2 separate regions of the Homo sapiens genome follow, and region 1 is linked to region 2. A link is a loop called in an ENCODE intact Hi-C map of the cell type or tissue named here. Cell type or tissue: CD4-positive, alpha-beta T cell. All regions are shown on one strand. Links, peaks and the distances in the headings refer to the core of each region. The heading gives the core; the rest is flanking DNA. Region 1 holds the start of ZBTB5 (zinc finger and BTB domain containing 5). Region 2 holds the start of RNF38 (ring finger protein 38).

Region 1 (2,896 bases), core at 317-2,816, 1.1 Mb after region 2:
ATGAGATTTCCATAAGGGTTAAAAGGAAGAGTGAACGGTTTCCTTTGGCTTAGGGGCTTTTCTCTAAAATTCCTTGTCTTCTTCCCATCTGGACTTTTCCCTCTGAACTATTAGCTTACTGCCAACCACCGTCCCCACAGAAATCACAAGAGTTTAGGCAAATGAAAAGCAAGTTCTGCCCAGCCTTTTACATCTAAGCACAACAGCCCATACTAGGACAACAAATTACCAATGACTTAATGACTAAGGCACAGCATTCTCTTCAACCTCTAAAGAAAAGCCCGTAATGTCCTCTACTTAATACAAGTGAAAAATATGAGAACATGTTTTGGAATATTTTTGCTTCAATTTTTGAAGGTGAAGAGTTCCTTCTATTAATTCAAGTTAACTAGAGTCAGAAGATACTACTTAGTAATCAACTTTACTGTGCTTTCACCTAAAATTTTTCCTCCAAATTATTTAGGATTTGCCTTCTGTTCAGAAAATTAGTTTCCACAATATCCTTCACTATGCCAGAATGCTGACTGACTTAAAAAAAAATGACCATTATGAAAGGAAAAAACTAACCTTCAACACCCCTTAATTCACTGCCTTTTATTATTTACATACAAATCTGTCCTCCAAACAGGAGAAGATGGGACGGCAGTGTCTTACCACCGCATCCCCCACAGCTCCTCGCACGAAGCCTGGGAGTAGTGGGCATTCAATAAATGCCTATTAAACACTTCAGTCCTCTCATAACAAGTTGGGGCATTCCGAAACACTGGCTCCACCCCTCCAGGGTCGGCCGCTGGCTCCCGATGGCAGTCTGCCTATGGCCTTGCTCTGGTGAAATGAAACCTCGTCGCTCAAGACCCAGGATGGGGGCAAGGGAGCCGTCCGACCACATCCCGCAGGGCAGCAGATCCTCTCTTCATCCCGCCAGGCCGCTGGTCCTGAGGCCTTTCCCACCCCATTCGGGAACCTACGTCGCCAGCCGGGGATCCACAGGAGTACCAGCCCCCGCCCCACCCCGCAGACAGCCTGGCGTCGGGACACCGGGGACGCCTGCGCAGAAGAACCCGCCTGGCCCCTTGGCTCCAACGGTAACAATGCTCCCCTCCGAAAGACAGCCAGAGTAGTCCGGGGGCACCAGTACACGTCTGCGCGCTCCCCGACGCCTTGGCGCGCCCCTGGTGCTCAACCTTCCCCACGTGAGCGCGCCCGCCATCACGATACTCGCTGACGGGGTCTCCTCACCTGAGTCGGGCTCCGCCCCCCTCCTCCTCGCTGAAGGAGGCGGTGACCCCTCTCCGATCGGACTCGGCAGTGTCAGAGGAGGTGGGAACGTCCTGACCAGCGTCTCCGTTACGGGACTTCCTCCCCCTTCCACCCGCCCCCCTCCCACCCCGCCTCTAGTCCCCTAGCTCCTCCAGCCAGTTCGCCGCAGCACTCTGAGAACACGGCGGCGGCGCCCGAGGATAAGCGGAAGTGACGTAATGCAAGAGCGCCTACTCCGCCCCATTCCGCCTCTCCCAGTTGGGCTGCAACCAATCAGCAATGGGAAGGGCGGGGCCGGGGTAGGAGTGCAGCCAGCCGGCGCGCGGAACCTGGAGGAATTTACTTAGCCCCCGGAAAAACTGACCAATCCACGGTCCCTGAAGTCTGGTTGTGTTTACTACCGACTGAATCCGTGAGCTCTCTGACCAATCACCCTTTGCCTTACAACATGTAAAACGGTTATCAAATGCCTTTTAGGGCGGGATTTATCACTAAACTGCTCCAGGTTTGGACTATAGAAATGCGGCTGTTCGCTGCAACCAATCAAAACCCTCTGTGGTTTAGGCTAGCGGGCTTTCCGCCTAAATCCGCCAATCACAACAACGACTGCGTGATGTCTGAGGGCGCCGGAGAGGCGGGCCCTCAGGGCAGGCCGTACCGCCATTGGCTGGTTCTGAAGGATTTTTCCACCCTCGTGGTGCCCGGCGCTTTAGTGACCCAGGGCTCTTCTCCGGGGTGAATTCCCTTCGCTGAACACACACACACACACACACGTAGAGGGCTGGAGATTGAGTTCCCACTTCATAGACGTTGGGAAAGATAAGATTCCAAAAAGCTCTTTAGGTTTAACTAAGCCAAAGTCCAGGGTGAAAACCGCGAATAAAAAACGCTGTCCATCGGATGGCAGTTAGGTCGGACCCCGCCCCTCGTCCAGTCCGGGTGGCTGCGCGTCTGGAAACGGTGGCGCCCCAGGAGCCCGGCGCTTGGCCCCGCACTCGGCTGCAGGTCAAATAAGCCTGTAGTCTGCATGCCCAGATTTATAATCACCTGCACTCCCCCCACAAAAAAATAGGAAGCGCTAAGCTCTCCCACTCCTGTCCCAAACGTGGAAGGGTCGCGGACTTGTATGGGACGCGGTCTGAAAAAAGCGAGCCCCGGGGCGACGCTCGGGTTTCCAGGTGCACCCTCGGAGGGAGAACCCGATCCCTGAGCATCGGACACTGGGGCCAGGGAAGAAACCCCCTTTCCTAGGGTGAGGACGGCAGAAGAAAGCTGCCTTCTCCGGCGCAGCGTGTCTGGGAGCGCTGCGTGGCTCTGGAGACAAAGGCAGGCCCGCGAACTCAGCTGGGTTCTTCTGGGGGTGGGGGTAAGGGTCTTGGAGGAGCTCCCAGAAAAATGGAACTCCCAGCCGGGCGCGATGGCTCACGCCTATAATCGCAGCAATTGGGAAGGCTGAGGCGGGCAGATCGCCCGAGATCAGGAGTTCGAGACCAGCCTGGCCAACATGGTGAAACCCTGTCTCTACTAAAAGTACAAAAATTAGCCGGGCGTGGTGGTGGGCGCCCGTAATCCCAGGCAACTACTCGGGAGGCTGAGGCAGGAGAATCGCTTGAACCCGGGAGGCGGAGGTTGCAGT
Region 2 (2,896 bases), core at 132-2,631:
GTTCCCTGAAGATAGGAACAATTTTACTTCGATTCCAACTGTCCCTATAAAAGGGAATTTTTTTTAAAGCCTACATACAAGGTTTGTTTGCTATTGAAAAAAATTTACGGTAAATTTTCAAGTATAACAACACTCGCAATCAAGGCCAAACAGAATACAGCAGACTTGCAACTCTAAGGTAACAACTGTATTATGAGCTTTGTATACATTTAAGTTTTCATACGTTAAGTCCACCGCTTAAGAAAAAAGAAATGGCAATTCATATAATGGTGGCAATAATTACATGTGTGTGTTTCTACTTACGGTAGAATTAGCATACCCAACTTTTACTGAATAATAGCATATATCATTTTTGCAACACAAAGAAAAATACTTTACCTTACAAGCCATACAGACGTAAACAAAAACTTTATTTCTTTTTGGACCTCAATAACCTGAAACACTCCCGTTTCAAAAACCAACCTCTCTCACGCTTCAACCCTGAAAGGAAGAACTTGCATCCCCTGAGAACAAAACGCAGCCTATCCAGAAACCCACGGAAGCAGAAGGACGCCAGAGAGGACCCTTTCGACCGGGTTCCGCGTTCTCCTGGGTGACATCATTTCACCTGCGTCTCGGCAAAAAGGGAGGGAGCGAGAGAGCGAGGCCATCTGCCGGGCAGCGGGCCGGCGGCTCCGCGAGCTGAGACCGCGCCTCCTCGCCACCGCGGGAACAAAGAGCGCCGGGCGGCCGAGGCAAACCTTAGCCCAAGACTCGGGCGCGGCCCCGCAGGCTCTCAACGGCCCGCAGCCCGTCCCGCCCTCGCGCTGCAGCCAACGGCCGCGGCGGCCAGTACCTGCGAGGGGAGGCTCCGCCCTGCCGGGCAGCTCCCGCGGATCCTCGCTGGGCCGCCGCCTCCTATTGTGACTGCTCGCCCAGCCCGCGGCCAGCTCGCCAGATCCGCCGTCCGCGGGCCTCCTCACCCCCGGAACCCCGGCTCCAACTTAGGCACTGTCACTGCGCTTCCTTCCTCCCGGCACCATCACACGGGCCGCGCCAGGAAACGACGGCTGCACGCCCAGAGATGACAGAGTCGCCTAACGCCTCGGAGGCTCCATCCTCTCCGCCCCCACGCCCCAACCGACCGGGCCTCGGCCCCGTCCCGCAACACCGCACTAGGGGCCCGGCCCGGCCACGCCCCTCCCCGCCCCGCCGCGCCCCGCCGCACCCCGCCTCACCCCGCCTCGGCGATCACAGACCCGGGCTCCCTATGCGCCGGCGCACTGGCCTCCGCTGCGCGCGCAGGCGACTCCCCTCGCCGCTAGGCCGCGACACGCGCGGTCCTCCCACTTCTTGGGTCCGGGTCGCCCGTCCCACCCCGTCCCCTCGCCAGCACAAACCTAGCGAGCCCAGCGCGCCAGACCACCGGAGCGCTCCTCCCTTTTCCCCCAGGCTCCGCACCGCGCGCCGAACCCCCTTTGTTTCCACCCCGAGGGGGAAGGGGGCGGGGCGGGGCGGGGCGGGGCTGCGCGCGGCCCGGCGCACGACTCGGACCAGTTCCGGCAACAGAGCTCCGCGCGCAGCACCACTGCGCAGCCCCGCCCCAGCCCGCCCCCCGCTGCCCTGCGGACCGCAGGGCCCTGTTCCAATTCCTATAGATTTTCTCTTAGTAAATTGTTGCTACTGTTCCGTGCCTCCTACCTACAAAACTCCGCAATCAAACAGTAACTGACCTCACGTAGTTCTTACAGCATAAATGCATTCACGTGGCCCGAAAAGTAAGAATTTTTATTGCAGTACACAAAGGTGTCTCTCAATGCAGCAAGCCAACAGGTTCGAACCCAACTTGTCCGAGGCTTCCTTAAGTGTGACAGTTGCTCAGATGTCGCTTGGGGAGGGGAAATAAGAACAAAGATTGAAGCCGGCTTGGCTCCTGTCCTGATAATCACGATACAAGAGAGAAAATAAAAATTTCCACAAAAGCACAATCCATACAAGGAAAAAATAGTAAAGTGGTATCAGACTTAAGGAGAGAGGGCAGTCAAGAGGACATCATGGAAGGGGTGGACTTTTTAAAGCAGAAATTAGATGTTTCCCGCAAGGATGGTGATCATATTTTAGGGTGGTAGAGTAAAATTATTAAGGACCAGTCAACAGAAAACTCGGGTTTTCAAGTTCTAGTTCTTTTGGCATTACTTAAACCAGTCTCTCTTTCCCTCTCTGGGCCTCAGCTGCAACCAGTAGAAAATGGGGGAAATCAGAGTAAATGTTGTTTCAGGACCTTCTGGACCTTGGACATTCTCTTTATGAACAACACTATATGGTAATTATTTATGTACACTTGTCTCCCATATCAGACTGAGCACCCAGACTCTGTTGGGACTGTGTAAACTAAACCCAAGGCCCAAGTCTAGTGCCAGAAACACAAGAGAAGGTGTTTAGCAACTGCTGAATCAAAGTTCCAGCAATAACATCATAGGTTTTGGAATTCCAGGACAAACAAAGAGAAGCTGGAAAGAGGTATTAGGTCCCTATGAACATATCCACCCCAAACCCATACTCGAATTATGTAACCCAGTTAACCAGCTGGCTGGCTCTCTCCCAAAGCAGCCAGTTTGGAGATGATCACATCTAAACTTGTTTTTTTTGTTTGTTTGTTTCACTTCAAGGTAAAGTGCCAACCATACCTTTAAGTTTATCCAATGTATCCTATTTTCTATCCTCTGTATCCCTCACAAATCGCAATCTACTGTGGATTCGCCTTCCAATTACAGATCTTCCACCAGAATCTAAGCTTAAAAAAAAAAAAAAAAATCCTCCCTACAGAACGCAGACCACCCTGAAGTAGCTTTTCCTCCAAGCTTGGATAGGACTATGTGAAGAGAGGGGAAAGGGGAGAAGAACATCAGGAAAGGAA

Evidence for each region. Peaks named below come from ENCODE experiments on the same cell type or tissue, not always from the same donor. Only the 100,000 strongest peaks of a DNase experiment are listed, where the experiment ranks them.
Region 1: it touches region 2 in a loop (13-fold over the local background); 5 of 110 quality-filtered maps call a loop at or near these places.

What each region holds. Positions count from the first base shown.
Region 1 is chr9:37,463,976-37,466,871 of GRCh38, forward strand. ZBTB5 (zinc finger and BTB domain containing 5) reads right to left here and starts at 1,475. Exons shown (of 2, transcript NM_014872.3): 1 at 1,240-1,475. RefSeq lists enhancers at 397-1,082, 1,083-1,768, 1,769-2,454, 2,455-2,896 and a silencer at 1,303-1,402. In CD4-positive, alpha-beta T cell, for the core only: no CTCF peak of the experiment used is centred there; DNase peaks (open chromatin) are centred at 786, 1,746 and 2,526; H3K4me3 peaks cover 2,500 bases; H3K27ac peaks cover 1,897 bases.
Region 2 is chr9:36,399,719-36,402,614 of GRCh38, forward strand. It overlaps RNF38 (ring finger protein 38), which reads right to left and starts at 551. Exons shown (of 12, transcript NM_022781.5): 1 at 379-551. The coding sequence starts at 390. It overlaps LOC124902152 (a long non-coding RNA gene), which reads right to left. Exons shown (of 2, transcript XR_007061475.1): 1 at 2,176-2,896; 2 at 1,747-1,867. RefSeq lists an enhancer at 511-580 and silencers at 791-1,120, 1,151-1,610. In CD4-positive, alpha-beta T cell, for the core only: no CTCF peak of the experiment used is centred there; DNase peaks (open chromatin) are centred at 623, 1,203 and 1,553; H3K4me3 peaks cover 1,902 bases; H3K27ac peaks cover 2,120 bases.